Regions from separate parts of the Homo sapiens genome. Here regions 2 and 3 are each linked to region 1. A link is a loop called in an ENCODE intact Hi-C map of the cell type or tissue named here. Cell type or tissue: OCI-LY7. All regions are shown on one strand. Links, peaks and the distances in the headings refer to the core of each region. The heading gives the core; the rest is flanking DNA.

Evidence for each region. Hi-C counts contacts between places; a loop is a spot of excess contacts. Peaks named below come from ENCODE experiments on the same cell type or tissue, not always from the same donor. Only the 100,000 strongest peaks of a DNase experiment are listed, where the experiment ranks them.
Region 2: it touches region 1 in a loop (4-fold over the local background); 6 of 110 quality-filtered maps call a loop at or near these places.
Region 3: it touches region 1 in a loop (4-fold over the local background); 24 of 110 quality-filtered maps call a loop at or near these places.

Annotation. Positions count from the first base shown.
Region 1 is chr6:63,350,898-63,356,311 of GRCh38, forward strand. It overlaps a transcript of LGSN not described here. Among named protein-coding and RNA genes, the nearest start is that of LGSN, 34 kb to the left of the region's middle. RefSeq lists enhancers at 1,706-1,815, 1,886-2,155, 2,256-2,345. In OCI-LY7, for the core only: CTCF peaks have their summits at 1,261 (motif pointing right), 1,464 and 2,290 (motif pointing right); DNase peaks (open chromatin) are centred at 1,284, 2,034 and 2,344; H3K4me3 peaks cover 1,445 bases; H3K27ac peaks cover 1,429 bases.
Region 2 is chr6:63,438,885-63,444,298 of GRCh38, forward strand. It overlaps a transcript of LGSN not described here and the pseudogene LOC642554. Among named protein-coding and RNA genes, the nearest start is that of LGSN, 120 kb to the left of the region's middle. In OCI-LY7, for the core only: CTCF peaks have their summits at 2,985 and 3,185; DNase peaks (open chromatin) are centred at 2,947 and 3,497; H3K4me3 peaks cover 1,209 bases; H3K27ac peaks cover 1,027 bases.
Region 3 is chr6:63,800,492-63,805,905 of GRCh38, forward strand. The region is part of intron 37 of EYS (eyes shut homolog); the gene reads right to left. Among named protein-coding and RNA genes, the nearest start is that of SCAT8, 3.6 kb to the right of the region's middle. In OCI-LY7, for the core only: a CTCF peak has its summit at 2,324; a DNase peak (open chromatin) is centred at 2,310.

The DNA of each region.
Region 1 (5,414 bases), core at 559-4,558:
AAACAATTGGTTTTTTATCCTAATAAAAAAGAATTTGCCATTCAATCACTAACATCCAAAACTATTTACAGTGCTATATTCTGAATATTTGTGTCTCTTCCACCCAAATTCATATGTGGAAATGTTAACCCCCAAGGTTAACATAAGAGGTGGGTCCTTTGAGAGGCGATTAGGTTATCAGAATGGAACCCTCACAAATGGGATTAGTGTCTTTATAAAAGAGACCCCAGAAAGATCCCTTCCCATTTCTACCATGTGAGGTTACTGTGAGAAAACCCTGTCTGTGAGGAAGCAGACCCTCACCAGACACCAAAGCTACCAGTGTCTTGTTCTGGGACTTCTCAAACTTCAGAACTGTGAGAAATACATTTCTGATATTTATCTGCCACCCAGTTTATGGTGCTTTCTAATAGCAGCCTGAAAAGATTAAGACAAAAGGAAGGAAAAAAAGCAGATATTTGCTTTATAAATATCTCTGTGTGTGTGTGTGTATGTGTGTCTGTGTGTGTCTGTGTGTGTGAGAGAGAGAGAGAGAGGAAGAGAGAGAGAGAGAGAGACAGAGAAAGAGAGACAGAAACAGAGACAGAGTCTCACTCTGCCACCTAGGCTGGAGTGTAGTGGTGCGATTTCAGCTCACTGCAACCTCTGCCTCCCAGGTTCAAGTGATTCTTGTGCCTCAGCTTCAAGCAGCTGGGATTACAGGTGCCCGCCACCATGCCAGGCTAATTTTTTGTATTTTTAGTAGAGACGGGGTCTTCCTATGTTGGCCACTCTGGTCTCGAATTCCTAGCCTCAAGTGAACCACCCACCTCGGCCTCCCAAAGGGCTAAGATTACAGATATGAGCCTCCACACTCAGCCTAAATATCTTAAATATGAATGTCAAAATAAAACTAACAGCAATCTAATGATCTTGACCACTTTGATTTACATGGAGACTAATAATTTTTTAAATGATGTTTCAATGACATATACTGTATAGTCTTTTTAAACCTGAGACTGATTTACTGTTTCAATATATCAGAGAACATTTAAAGAAAATTGTGTCATTGCCTCAGGATTTTCCAATGTATAAAGAAAGAATTTCTTGTAATGACCTCGTAGATATGGTACTTAAGAGTAAGTAACAAATAGACAAATAATTTTAAAACAAGAAATGGTTGAGACAGAAATGACCTTCCTGGAAAATAAATGCAATTAGAAAAAAGACTATTGTTACATGAAATGAATTATATGAAGGATGTTTCTAGGCAAACAGTAGGTGGCAACATCTACACAGACTTGTTTTAGAAATGCTTGTATAACATCAAAACAAAACTTACAAGCTAATGATTCATGAAATAGGGAATTTTCCAAAACTCACATGTTAGTAGAGATATTTATGCGCAAATCCATTGTTTTGTATTCTTTCTATTTTGGAATGTCATGCTTATGCCTTATCACAAGGACTCCACTAAGATCAATAATCTTAAAAATGTTTTGTTTGGCCAGGTGTAGTGACTAACGCCTAGAATCCCAGCACTTTGGGAGGCTGAGGCAGGATTGCTTGAACCAAGAATTTCGGGACCAGCTCTGGCAATATAGAGAGTCTCCATCTCTACAAAAAATACGAAAATTCACCAGGTGTGGTGGTACATGCCTGTGGTCCCAGCTACTTAAGAGGCTGAGGCGGGAAGATTGCTTGAACCTGGGACATCAAGGCTTCACTGAGCCATGATCACACCACCGCACTCCAGTCTGTCTCTCTCTCTCTCTCTTCCTCTCTCTCTCTCTCACACACACACAGACACACACACACACACACACACAGACACACAGTTTTATTTGTGGGTTATGTTAGAGACTGTTCATCTGTCTCTCAAACAAAGGGATAGAATTTTGTTCCCCTCACATTTCTTGGCCAGATTAGGTGGTTGAATTAGATAAGAGTAAGGATTAAGGGAACCATGCAAACAGCTGGATTTTTTTTTAATGCCACAATATGACCTCAATTACTGGAGTTCACAGAAGTTGCAGAAGACACATCCGGTGGTCAAGAAAAGGGGAAGCTGCCTTAAGTTTCCTTTTCTCTTGTGAGCGCAACAACCTCCATCTGTCTTTCTCTGTAACGCTGAAGACAGACACGTGACCCTGGTTCTCACAGAAGAACTTTCAAATCTAAAAAGCCATTTTAGGAAATAATTGGAAAAGTCTCTGTAGCCTTTGAGCTCCAGGATATTTGTTTTCCAGAATGATGAGATTGGTTATTGAATGTTTTAATGGTTGGAAACCAGAGAGTAGCTTTAGAGGCAAGCAGAGGCGCTGCTTTTTAACAGCAGAGGTCAGTAACACCAAAGGGGAAGGAAATTGAGCAGTCTGGCCAGAAATTGCAGATTTCTGTTGCAGACCCAACAGGCAAGAGGCAATAGGCAACATCCTGAGACACACAGGAAAACCTGATCCTTAGTACCTAACAGGGTCTCCTGTGCAGAAAATGTTCCCATCCCTGGCAACAGTGCCTTCCTGGATATGCTCACAGATGTTTAAGACTCTCCCTACCAGAGAAATAGCTTCTATCACAGAGTATTTTGTAGGGAACCATAACAGAACGTAAGGTGAAGTTTTCTACTATACTCTTATAATTATTGAAATTTTTCCTACTTCATTAATACCTGGACTTAGATTTCTCTTTTAGAAAGAAGCAGTTTGTAGCAAAAAAAAAAAAAAAAAAAGAAAAAATAATGTTTTTCACAGAAATTGAAAAAACAATCTCAAAATTTGCATGAAACCAAAAAAGAGCCTGAGTAGCCAAAGCAGTCCTCAGCAAAAAGAACAAAGCTGCAGACATCACACCACCTGACTTCAAAATATATTACAAGGTTATAGTAACCAAAGCATCATTACAGTGATACAAAAACTGACACATAGACCAATGAAACAGAATAGAGAACCTGGAAATAAGTCTACATATAAGGCAACTGATTTTTTTTATAAAGTTGCCAAGAATATACATTGGGAAAAGGGACACCGTCTTCAATAAATGGTGCTAAGAATACTGGATATTTATACACAGAAGAATGAAACTAGACCCCTATCTCTCACTACATATAAAAATCAACTCAAAACGGATTAGACTTAAACATGAGACCTCAAACTATAAAACTACTAGGGAAAAAACCTAGAGAAAACACTTTAGGGCATTGGTCTAGGCAAAGACTTTATGGCTAAGACCTCAAAAGTACAGGTAACAAAAATAAAAATAGACAATGGTACCATATTAAACTAAAAAGCTTCTGCACAACAAAGAAAACCATCAATATCATGAAAACACAGCCTGCTGAATGGGAGAAAATATTTGCAAACTGCTTGTCTGACAAGGGACTGATATCCAAAATACATAAGGAACTCAAACAGCAAAAAAAATAAATAAATAATCCCTTTAAAAAGTGGGCAAGAGGTCTGAATAACATTTCTTGGACGAAGACACACAAATGGCCAGCAAATACATGAAAAAATGTTCAACGTCACTAATCATCAGGGAAATGTAAATTAAAACCAAAATGAGATACCATCTTACCCCAGTTAGAATAGTTATTATTAAAAAGACAAAAATATAACAGATGCTGGTGAGGATGCAAAGAAAAGGTAACTCTTGTACACTGTTGATGGGAATGTAAATTAGTACAGCCACTATGGAAGCAGTATGGCGATTTCTCAAAAAAACTAAAAATAGAAATACCATATGATCTATCACTACTGGGCAATTATCCAAAGGAAAGGAATCAGTATGTTGAAGAGACATCTGCGCTCACATATTTATTCCAGCACTATTCACAACAGCAAAGACAGAGAATCAACCTGTGTTCATCAACAGATGATTAAAGAAAATATGATACATATACACAATGGAATACTATTTAGCCATAAAAAAGAATGAGATAATACCATTTGCAGCAACATTGATGGAAGTGGAGATCATTATGTTAAGTGAAATAATCCAGACCCAGAAAAACAAATATTGCATGTTCTCACTCATATATGGGAGAAAAAAAAAAAGTTGATCTCTTGGATGTACAGAGTAAAATGACAATTACTAACGACTAGGAAGGGTATGGGTGTGGGTGTGGGTGTAGGGGAGGAAAAAGAAAGAATAGTTTCTAAAGTTCCATAGCAAAGAAGGGTGACTACAGTAAACAACAATGTATTGTATAGTTCAAAATAGCTACACAGAGGACTTGAAATGTTCCCAACACATAAAAATGATAAATGGAAAAGGTGATGTGTATCCTAAATACCCTGACTTGATGGTTACACATTCTATGCATATAACAAAATATCACATGTACCCTACAAATACATACAAATATTATGTATCAATTTAAAAAAAAATGAAAAATAAAATATCCCTACATTCTCTTGGCAAATATGTATTGAGTGCTGGGCACTGTTCTAAGTACTTGGGGCACAAAAGTGAAGAAAATGTACTTTGTCTCTTTCCTCATGGTAATTAGTCTAGTAGAGGCAGGCAGAAATTGAACAACAAAAAGAGTACATCCTATGCCAGGTGGTGTATTCATTTCTTTGGGCTGCCATAACCAAGTACTGTAAACTGGGTAACTTAAAACAACAGAAATTTATTGTGTCATTAATTCTTATGGCTGGAAGTTCAATCAAAGTGTCCACAGAGCCATGCTGTCTCTGAAACCTGGAGGAAAATCTTTCCTGGCCTTTCTCTCGCTTCTAGTCGTTTGCTGGCAATCTTTGGCATTCCTTGGCTTGTAGATGCATCACTCCAGTACTCTGTCTTTTTGTTTTGTTTTGAGACGGAGTTTCACTCTTGATGCACAGGCTGTTGTGCAATGGTGCAATCTTGGCTCACCACAACCTCTGCCTCCCAGGTACAAGCAATTCTCCTGTCTCAGCCTTCCAAGTAGCTTGGATTACAACATGTGCCACCATGCCTGGCTAATATTTTTTGTATTTAGTGGAGACGGGGTTTCACCATGTTACTCATGCTGGTTGTGAACTCCTGACCTCAGGTGACCCACCCACCTTGACCTTCCAATGTGCTGGTATTACAGGCGTGAGCCACTGGACCTCGCCAGTACTCTGTCTTCACATGGTGTTATTCCTGTATCTGTTCACATATTCTTCCTTCTACGCACATCTATATATATATGTCCAAATTTCCCCTTTTTATAAGGACACCGGTTATATTGCACTAGGGCCCACCCTAATAATCTCATCTTGACTACATCTGCAAACACTGTATTTAAAAATAAGATCACATTCTGAGATCCTGAAGGTTAGGACTTCAAGTTATCGTTTTGGGGAAAAACAATTCAACTCATAGTCCACATTTAAAAAAATAATAATAAAGCAGGCCAGGCACAGTGGCTCATGCCTATAATCCCAGCACTTTGGGAGGCTAAGGCA
Region 2 (5,414 bases), core at 817-4,816, 88 kb after region 1:
CTATAAAGACACATGCACACGTATGTTTATTGTGGCATTATTCACAATAGCAAAGACTTGGGACCAACACAAATGTCCAACAATGATAGACTGGATTAAGAAAATGTGGCACATATACACCATGGAATACTATGCAGCCATCAAAAATGATGAGTTCATATCCTTTGTAGGGACATGGATGAAATTGGAAATCATCATTCTCAGTAAACTATCGCAAGAACAAAAAACCAAACACCGCATATTCTCACTCATAGGTGGGAATTGAACAATGAGAACACATGGACACAGGAAGGGGAACATCACACTCTGGGGACTGTTGTGGGGTGGGGGCAGTGGGGAGGGATAGCATTAGGAGATATACCTATAGCTAAATGACGAGTTAATGGGTGCAGCACACCAGCATGGCACGTGTATACATATGTTAACTAACCTGCATATTGTGCACATGTACCCTAAAACTTAAAGTATAATAATAATACAATTAAAAATAATAATAATTAAAAAAACACAAAAATTAGCCAGGCGTGGTGGCGTGAGCCCATAATCCCAGCTACCGGGAGGTGGAGGTTGCAGTGATCCCAGATCGTGCCACTGCACTCCGGCCTGGGCGACAGAGTGTGATTCTGTCTCATTAAAAAAAAAAAAATTTTTTTAAATTTCATGCCTGTAAAATAAAGTCTGAAGTATGGGACAGGAGGTCATTTTACATTCTTGTTCCAAACAGTCTTTCCAGGCACATCTCCTGCCACTGCCTTCCAACCACTCTTGTCCTCCACCTCTTCTCAATTCTAATTCCCCCCATCTATTTTCTTTCCCAGACTAAATATGCATGTTCACTTCTCTAGTTCTTTGGAATTCCCTCTGGTAGAAAAGCTCTCCCTTTAAGTCCCACCCCACTGCATCATTTGTCAAAGCTCTACTCTTCTTTAAGGTCCAATTCAGATATCGAACCTTCTCTCTATATACACATACTCCAATGTGGTCAGAATTTATTATCCATTCTTTTATGTTTCTATAGCCCTTCATTTATACATCTCTTCTAGCTTTGAAATCTCTGCCTTTTTGTTCATTGTGCTTATTTTTCATTTATTCAACATTCATTCAAAAAATATTTATTGTCTACTATATTCCAGGTGCTGGTATCTGTTTTAAAAAGACAAACATAGGTTCCTCCACCACTAAAACAGTCTTCTAAGTCCTCATGGAGTTCAGATTCTACTTGTAAGTTCTGAGTTTTTTGTATGTCAGTATTGATAGGGACAGCAGACAGCCAAGGGACCCTGGGGAAACCCTGGCTGCCTTCAAGCCTAAAACCAGACTGCTGGTCCCGGATGAAGGCTGCCCTTTCCTGACTGATTCTCCCTGCATAATGCCCACCTACGCCCTGGGAGGACGGGGTGGAGCCTCGCGAAGTTCAGGCCGTTTGTAGGTGGAGGAGCCTGGCCTCCTCAGTTCCTGTGTGGTGACTTGGCATTCAATCTGTGAGGCAGGAAACCTGCTATCAGGACTCTTTCTCACTTTGCTGAGAATTCCTCTTTCCTTTTTTTCTCTTCACCGAATAAACCCTATAATGTGTCTGTCTGCCTAAATTTTCCTGATCGTGTATTGAGAACCCGGTTTTTCTACAATAGTATCACCTTCCCCAGTACCAAACAATTTCCTTCCTGTATAGAGCAGGCACTCTACAGCTATGACTGCCTGTTTCTCCTTTCCCTAGATATCCATTTGTCTAAAATTAACAAGGTGTAGGCACCAGAGGCGACAGAGGGCTCAGGTGTGGTGGGTTGGGTGGGGGCCCGCTGAACTGACCAGCGGCATTTCAGCTCATTTACCCCCACCCATCAAAACCCTGGAGCCAGGTCCGTTCAGCCGACCGTCACCATGACCAACGCAGATAGCGAGGGCGGAAACCTCCGCCACCAGCTGGACAGCAACAAACAGGACCTGAGCCTCAGCAACCTGGATGAAGACCCGGTCAAGGAGCTGGCTGCCCTTCCAAAGACTACCACACTGGATCTGTCTTGTAATAAATGACTATTGTGCCGGGCACGGTGGCTCACGCCTGTAATCCCAACACTTTGAGAGGCCGAGGAGGACGGATCACCTGAGGTCAGAAGTTCAAGACCAGCCTGACCAACACGGAGAAACCCTGTCTCTACTAAAATACAAAAAAAATTTGCCAGGCGTGGTGGTGCATGCCTGTAATTCCAGCTACTCGGGAGGCTGAGGCAGGAGAATCGCTCTAACCTGGGAGGCCGAGGTTGCAGTGAGCCGAGATTGCGCATTGCACTCCAGCCTGGGCAACAAGAGTGAAACTCCATCTCAAAAAAATAAATAATGACTATTCTCCCGTCGGATTTCTGTGGCCTCACACACCTGGCGAAGCTAGACCTTAGAAAGAACAAGCCGCAGCACCCACCAGCAGACTTGGGCCGTTTGGTCAACCTCCAGCACCTGGCTCTCCTCAACAACAGGCTGGTCACCTTGTCGTCAGCTTTGCTCAGCTGAAGAACCTGAAGTGGCTGGACCTGAAGAATAACCTCTGGATCCCGGCCTGGCCAAGGTGGCAGGTGATTGCTTGGGTGAGAAGCCATGGAAACAGCATGCAAACAAGGCATCACAACACATGAAGGCTGTACAGACAGACCACAAGTGGGAGAGGCAGCAGGGTTGGAAGTAGAACGAGAGGCAGAGAAGTATGAGGCAAAGCAGCGAGCTAAGGAAGCTCAGGAGAGGAAATGCGGAAGCGGGAGAAGGCAGAGGAGAAAGAGTGCCAGAGAAAGGAGTATGATGCCCTCAAAGCAGCCAAGCGGGAGCAGATCATACCTACCAAGGAAACAAATTAGGCCCCCAAATCTAAGTCCGAATCCTGCCCCTGCAAGCCACTCCCCCGGAAGCACACTCGTTTCTGGGCTGTGCTGAAACTGCTGCTGCTGCTGCTTTGTGCAGCGGGGGCGCTGGTTGCTTGTCAGGTGACACAGCTACAGCAGCTGCCCCTTTGTGTCCGGAATAATGGGTTCTTGGTCTTGCTGACTTCCAGAATGAAGCTGCGGACCCTCGCGGTGAGTGTTACAGTTCTTAAAGATGGTGTGTCCAGAGTTTGTGCTTTCAGATGTTCAGATGCGTCCGGAGTTTCTTCCTTCTGGTGGGTTTGTGGTCTCACTGACTTAAGAAGTGAGGCGCAGACCTTTGCTGTGAGTGTTACAGCTCTTAAAGACAGCGCATCTGGAGTTGTTTGTTCCTCATGTCCGGAGTTGTTGGTCCCTCCCAATGCGTTTGTTCGTCCCTCCCAATGCGTTTGTTCGTAGTCTCACTGGCTTCAGGAGTGAAGATGCAGACCTTCACGGTGAGTGTTATAGCTCATAAAGGCGGCGTAGACCCAAAGAGTGAGCAGCAGTAAGATTTATTGCAAACAGAGAAAGAACAAAGCTTCCACAGCACAAAAGGGGACCTGACCGGGTTGCTGCTGCTAGCTCGGGCAGCCTGCTTTTATTCCCTTATCTGGCCCCACCCACATCCTGATGATTCGTCCATTTTACAGAGAGCTGATTGGTCCGTTTTGACAGGGTCCTGATTGGTGCATTTACAATCCCTGACCTAGACACAGAGTGCTGATTGGTATACTTACAATCCTCTAGCTAGACATAAAAGTTCTCCAAGTCCCCACTAGATTAGCTAGACACAGAGCACTGATTGGTGTGTTTACAAACCTTGAGCTAGACACAGAGTGCTGACTGGTACGTTTACAAACCTTGAGCTAGACACAGAGTGCTGATTGCTGCATTTACAAACCTTGAGCTAGACACAGAGTGCTGATTGCTGCATTTACAATCCTTTAGCTAGCCATAAAAGTTCTCCAAGTCCCCACCAGATTAGCTAGATACAGAGTGCTGATTGGTGCATCCACAAACCCCGAGCTAGACACAGAGTGCTGATTGGTGCATATACAATCCTCCAGCTAGACATAAAAGTTCTCCAAATCCCCACCCAACTCAGGAGCCCAGCTGGCTTCGCCTAGTGGATCCCACGCCAGGACCACGGGTGGAGCTGCCCACCAGTCACCCACCCACACTCCTCAACCCTTGGCGATGGGACCAGGCACTGTGGAGCAGGCGGCGGTGCCCGTCAGGGAGGCTCGGACCATGTGGGAGCCCACCGCGTGGGGGCTCAGGCATGGCAGGCTGCAGGTCCTGAGCCCTGCCCCATGGGGAGGTGGCTGAGGCCTGGTAAGAATTCAAGCCGGGTGCGGACAAGCCAGCAGTGCTGGGGGACCCGGTGCCCCCTCCACAGCTACTGGCCCGGATGCTAAGCCCCTCATTGCCCAGCGCCAGTGGCGCTGGCAGGCTGCTCTGAGTGCGGGGCCTGCCGAGCCCGCGCCCACCTGGAACTGGTGCTGGCCCGCGAGCACGCAGCCCTGGTTGCCACCCGCGCCTCTCCTTCCACACCTCCCTGCACGCAAAGGGAGCCAGCTCCAGCTTCTGCCAGCCCAGAGAGGGGTTCCCACAGTGCAGCGGTGGGCTGAAGGGCTCCTCAAGTGCGGCCAGAGCAGATGCCAAGGCCGAGGAGGCACCAAGAGCAAGTGAGGGCTGCTAGCACATTGTCACCTCTCACCTTTGCACCAGCGTGAACACCATCTGTGACAATGTGGTCCAGGGTCTGCACCACCATGAGATCCTCCAGACCGACTCTCAGCAGTGAGCTTGTCCCCAGCACCTGCTGCCTCCCAGCCTTGGAGCTTGGATTCCTATGGAATTGGGCTCTGCTGGACACAAACTCTTTTTAGCATCAGACCTACCTGCCATCATCAAATGGCTGCTGATTGGTACTTGAGACCTCCTCTTTGTAGGACTTCTTCATTCCTTAGTCAGGGTTTCCTGGTGGAATGAGGAGAAATGGGAGGTGGTGGGGGACAGTTACCTGCATGCCTAAAGGAATAGGCTTGGGGGTGGGGAGAAAGAAAACATAGCCATTTCTAGTTGTTACACAAAGCTGTGTAAAGGCTCATTTCTACTAAATGGTCAGCTGTCACCAAAAAAAAAAAAAAGTGTCATGAGACCTTTATGAAACATGCCAATAGGGTATGGGAATTATCTAACTATTTTGAAGGAATCTAAGTAATTAAACAAAAAATGCCACTGTCCTAACTAATAGCAGTTAACCAACTCATAATAGGAGTCACCCAGAGAATTTTTTATCATCTAGAAGTAATGGCTTGTTTCATTACTGGATGATGATGCCTCTCGAGTCTTTATTATGCACCAGGCACTGTCTGAGAGCTTTCAGTATTCACTCATTTAATCTTCTCAACAACTCTAAGTAGTATGTTATCTCTTTTTCAAAAAAAAAATAGATATGGAAACAGAAAGATGAGTTAAATTCTTTGCCCAAGATAACAAAACTGGCAAGGGATGGAG
Region 3 (5,414 bases), core at 428-4,427, 450 kb after region 1:
ATTAATTGTTAAATTTTTCTGGAAGAGGCTGGGCGCGGAGTGGCTCACGCCTGTAATCCCAGCACTTTGGGCGGCTGAGGTGGGTGGATCACCTGAGGTCAGGAGTTCATGACCAGCCTGACCAACATGATGAAACCGCGTCTCTATTAAAAATACAAAAAAACCTAGCTGGGCGTGGTGGTGGGTGCCTGTAATCCCAGCTACTCAGAAGGCTGAGGCAGGAGAATCACTTGAACCTGGCAGATGGAGGTTGCAGTAAGCCAAGATCCTGCCACTGAACTCCAGCCTGGGTGACAGAGCGAGACTCCGTCTCAAAAAACAAACAAAAATTTCTGGAAGAGTTAAAGACTCAAAGAAGAATGATCTTTTGAGTTGAGACTTAAAGGGCAGTGTTTTGGAGGCATGCCTATGAAGCATGGGTGGCTCAGGAAGGTGGAACAGCCTGCACAGAAGTGGGGGACACAGTCACATGACACAGGATGTACACATGTGCTAATATTGCCAAGTATGGGGTGGAATGAAACCAAAGGAGATTGTGCAAATGGGTAGGGGCTTGATAAGTGTCTTTGTATATTATGCAGAGGAGCTTAGGTGGTATGCTATGATGAAACATGTTGATTAGCTAAGAAATGTTTGGACTTGTATGTTAGAACCATCCCATGTAACAAAGAGGAGAATAGAGGGGAAGAAGGACATGACTGAGCGGAGAGACTAGAAATGAGGCTATTGCTATTGCAATAGTGTGTGACAGAGAAGCCAGGAGCAATGAGAATAGAAAGAAGGAGAAAAAAACAAAAAGTAACTGGAAAGTAAAATGGAGAGATCTTGTGTTTCATAGAACATGGGGGATGAAATGGAGAGAGACCAGGACCTCGTCTGTCTTGTTAATAACTGCTTCCCCAGCACCTAAAAGAAGGCCTTATCTAGGTGCCCAACCAATATTTGTCCAAATGAATGAAAGGGAAAAATTGAGATGATTCCTGGGTTTCTGGCTGAAGCAGAATGTTTATAACAGTTACCAACAGAAGGGATACAGGAGGGGAAGTCATGTATTCATCTGTGGACTACTGTGGGATATATAGGGTGGGTTCTAGAAGAGCCAGTCTCTAAGATGTACATTACAAGAGAGTGGAGGGCAGGAAAGGAAGAGAAGCTAATGAAGAAAACACCAAATATGACTGCAGAAGCATAGGAAGAGGCTTAGGTTAGGTAAAAATCATAAGTCAAAGGGACATTTTCATGATGAAGTGTTTGACAGGATATTTCCAGAGAGCTCAATGGTGGTGGCAGTATTTGGTGGCAGTATTTGCAAAATGAGTGTTCAGCTTTGAAAGACTCAGAGAAGACTATCATCAGTGTTGTCCCCTTGCTTTTTTATGGACATATCAGAAATTAGAGGTTGGCTTACTCAAGTTATTTTATAAACTCTGGGACTTTGTGCATCTCTTCACCTGAGGAAGATAAAGGCAGCATATGGTATGGTGATTTTTATAGTAACAACCAATATGTAGGTTAAAGATCAATATTACTAGGCAATAACATCTAAATGTATATGTACTACTATAATAACATTGACTTGGGTCATTTCTTCTATAGAATAGATAATTGTAAATTGTATGGTTAATAATAACGATATGTTTTAAAAGACTCACTTCTTTAATTCATAGCTTTATGCTATATAAATTGATGAATAATCCCTATATATGATATTATGGCCAATAATTACATACCTTAGTCCATACTTGCATGTGGTCTAATTTAGCTGGCTCCTGGAGATTTTCAGTAGTTGCCTTCAAATATTACTTGCATAAGGAGGGGAAGAGGAGGGAGAGCATTAGGACAAATACCTAATGCATGCGGGGCTTAAAACCTAGATGACAGATTGATAGATGCAGCAAACTACCATGGCACATGTATACCTATGTAACAAACCTGCACGTTCTGCACATGCATCCCAGAACTTAAAGTAAAATTAAAAAAAAAAACAAATATTAGTTGCATAAAAAGCACCTAAGATTCTTGATAAAATTTTATTTTATTTTATTCTAATTTTTGATTCAAGAAGGCCTGGGAACTAGAGTTTTAACAAGCACATTCATGTTATTTTAATATATGTGTGAAGAGCTCTTATTTGGAGAAACTCTATCTTAAATCATTACACAATATGTATATATTCAATATACATGATTCAATATATTGTATATTGAAACATCACGTTATACCCCATAAATATGTACAATTATTGTGTCCATTTAAAGAAAAAGCTCTTTAGTATGATTTGTATTTTTCAGCTGGTCTTCTTGCTCCCTCATGTGGTGCAATGTGCAACTGTATGTTTTAGAGCTCTCATTTTCAGTTTTTAGAAAATGAACTTCACAGTTTATCAATCTGTTATCTAACCTTTATTTAACCATGCAATAAACCTATAAATGCAAATGTAGAATTAGCATTAATTCCTCTGCATACAAAGCAAAATACTAGAGAGGACTAGAAAATGTCACATGTAAGATTTCACAATTTAGAAATGAGGTGGCTAAAACATTGCTTTATATTTTTTATGTGTGTGTTAAAGATTTTGAAGGAGAATTTGGTAGATGCGTACTAAAGGGTTTTGGTGGCAGTATTTCAGTATCATGGTCCAGGTGTTTGTCTTTTGCTTGGGTTCTCCCTATTTGACTCTATCAGGATTTAGAATATCTGTTTTGAAACAAGACAGACCTAGGGTCTGCAATATTCATTTGAAGTTTTCATTTGCCAGGCTTTTTTTTTTTTCAAATCAGAAGGGTTTAATTGATAAATATATGATAAGTGGTGTGCAGAGTAAAGGGTTAGGAGTAGGAATTCTTTATTTCCCTTCCTGCGCTATAGTGGGCACATTCATAGATATTTATTAAAACCATTGGAGAGAAGCTTTGTGGGTGATACAGTGATAAATCACCATTTCTATAAGTGAGAAGAGAAATTTAGAACTTTGCAGCCAGCCAAAGCCTGTAACAAAGGCTCCACATCCTAATGCAGAACAGGCTGTCCATGCTCAGACAAAGGGGAATTGATGGAAGAGTTGCGAGGAGGGGAACCGCTGGGGAAATACTAATAGAGGACATAGCATTTGAACTGAGAATCCCTAAGAATGACCACTCTTTAGGAATCCTTGTGAAGCTCTGTTGTGGACTTATATCTCATGCAATTATTTGTTCTTATTGTGGTTATTTTATTCATTCATTAAATACTGATTATGGTCAGACACTGGGCTAAGCATGGGTGTATAAAGTTGAACAGGGCTGACTTGATCTCTTTCTATGTAAAGCTCCCATTCTGTTAGTGAAAACAGACAAGAAACAACTATATTAAAAATAAATAAAAGGATACTAAATTAAAGTAATGGCAATGAAGGAAGTAAATAAGAAGCTGAGGTAGAGAATAACTTGGATGGGGTGGGACAAGACTTACTTTGGTGAAGGTGGCTACAGAAGGCCCTTTTGAGAAAAGATACACTACCGTGTTTATTGAGTACAATGATTTTTTTTCTTTTTCTTTTTCTTGAGACAGAGTTTTGCTCTTGTTGCCCAGGCTGGAGTGCAACACTGCAATCTCGGCTCACTGCAACCTCCGCCTCCTGGGTTCAAGCGATTCTCATGCCTCAGCCTCCCAAGTAGCTAGGATTACAGGTGTGCACCACCATGCCTGGCTAATTTTGTATTTTTAGTAGAGACGGGGTTTCTCCATGTTGGTCAGGCTGCTCTCAAACTCCTGACCTCAGGTGATCCACCCACCTTGGCCTCCCAAAGTGCTGGGATTACAGGCGTGAGTCACCGCGCCTGGCCGAGTCCAACAATATTTTAAGAGCTTCCCATGTATTAAGTTCGTTATTCCTCACAACGCTGTAAGGAAATACACTGTTACTATACTCATTTGATAGGTTAGAAAATAGAGGCACAAAGACATTAAGTAACTTGACACATAATTTGCACATGGTGGAGACTGATTCATGTCTACATCACCAGTCTCTAGAGCCTGCTCCCTTGACCACTATGATAGCTATTTCCTGTCAAGGCTGAGGAAAAAGCATGCACCAAACCTCTGAGACAGGAAAGCACTTGGTGGTTAAGGCACTGGAAGAAGAGCTGTAGGAGAAAAGCACAGAGATAGTGAGAGTGGCCTGGTTGTGTTCAGAGATGCAGACTGGGATCTGATCCTGAAGGCCCTTTGAGAACATGATAAGGAGGTTTGGATTGCATTCTAAGTGCAGTAAAAAGCCACAGATGGGTTTTAAACAAGGTTCAGACATGATCTAATAAACCTTTTAAGAGGCTAACTCTTATTACAATGTGGATAATTAATTGCAGGCAGGAAATCAGTAGGGAGACCAGTCAGGAAGAGGTCATGAGGTTTCAGCATAGGGATGGGGAAGAGATTCAAACAAATTTTGGAGGTAGAATGAATAGTACTTTACATGATAGAGTACCCCATCCTAGCAGACATGGTGGGAGTCTGAAATACCACATTTCATTTGGGGTGTAGGCTCCTTTCAGACATATGCTGATACAGAAAAGAGTGTTTGGTATTAAGAGACAGTCACTGATTGAGTTGAAAAAAACAGAATATGTTATTTACCCTAGCACCGTAGAACCACTGACAGCTGAGAGAAAGGTCTTTTTCTGTTACAATATGTTGATCTCACAGATGAAAACACTGAACTCAGAGAAGTTAGGTGATTAATTGCTTAACTGTTGATTGCAGACTTAAAAGTAAAACATAGGTAATTTTCCTTGACTTAGCACATGCATAACTAGTTTCTACTTAAGAGAGACAAATGTAAGTTATAAGTTGATTTCCCACCAATTCCAGGGCACTAGAGTACTTTGTTACAGGCTGAGTACTTTCTTAATTTCTTGCTCCTTTAATTTAGAATGGTTTTCTTTGAGGGCAACAACCATTTCCATTTTATAACACATGGAAAAATGAGAATTTCCCTTCTCTCTTCAGACATGGAAACAGAAAGAAACAGAGGAAAGGACAAATCAATAAACTTACTTCCCATGTGACTTGGTCACCTTCCCTGTCCTCATGTTTGCCTGTAGGAATTTTTTCTTTTGATTATGAAAGGTAGCTGATATGGTTAGGTTTTGTGTTCCCACGCAAACCTCATCTTGAATTGTAATCCCCATAATCCCCAGGTGTCAAGGGAGAGACCAGGTGGAGGTAATTAAATCATGGGGGTGGTTTTCCTCATGCGTTCTCGTGATAGTGAGTGAGTTCTCAGGAGATCTGATGGTTTTATAAGGAGAAATTCTCCCCTTTACTAGGCACGTCTTCCTGCTGCCTTGTGAAGAAAGTACTCTGCTTCCTCTTCCCCTTCCACCATGCTTGTAAATTTCCGGAGGCCTCCCCAGCCATGCTGAACAGTGAGTCAA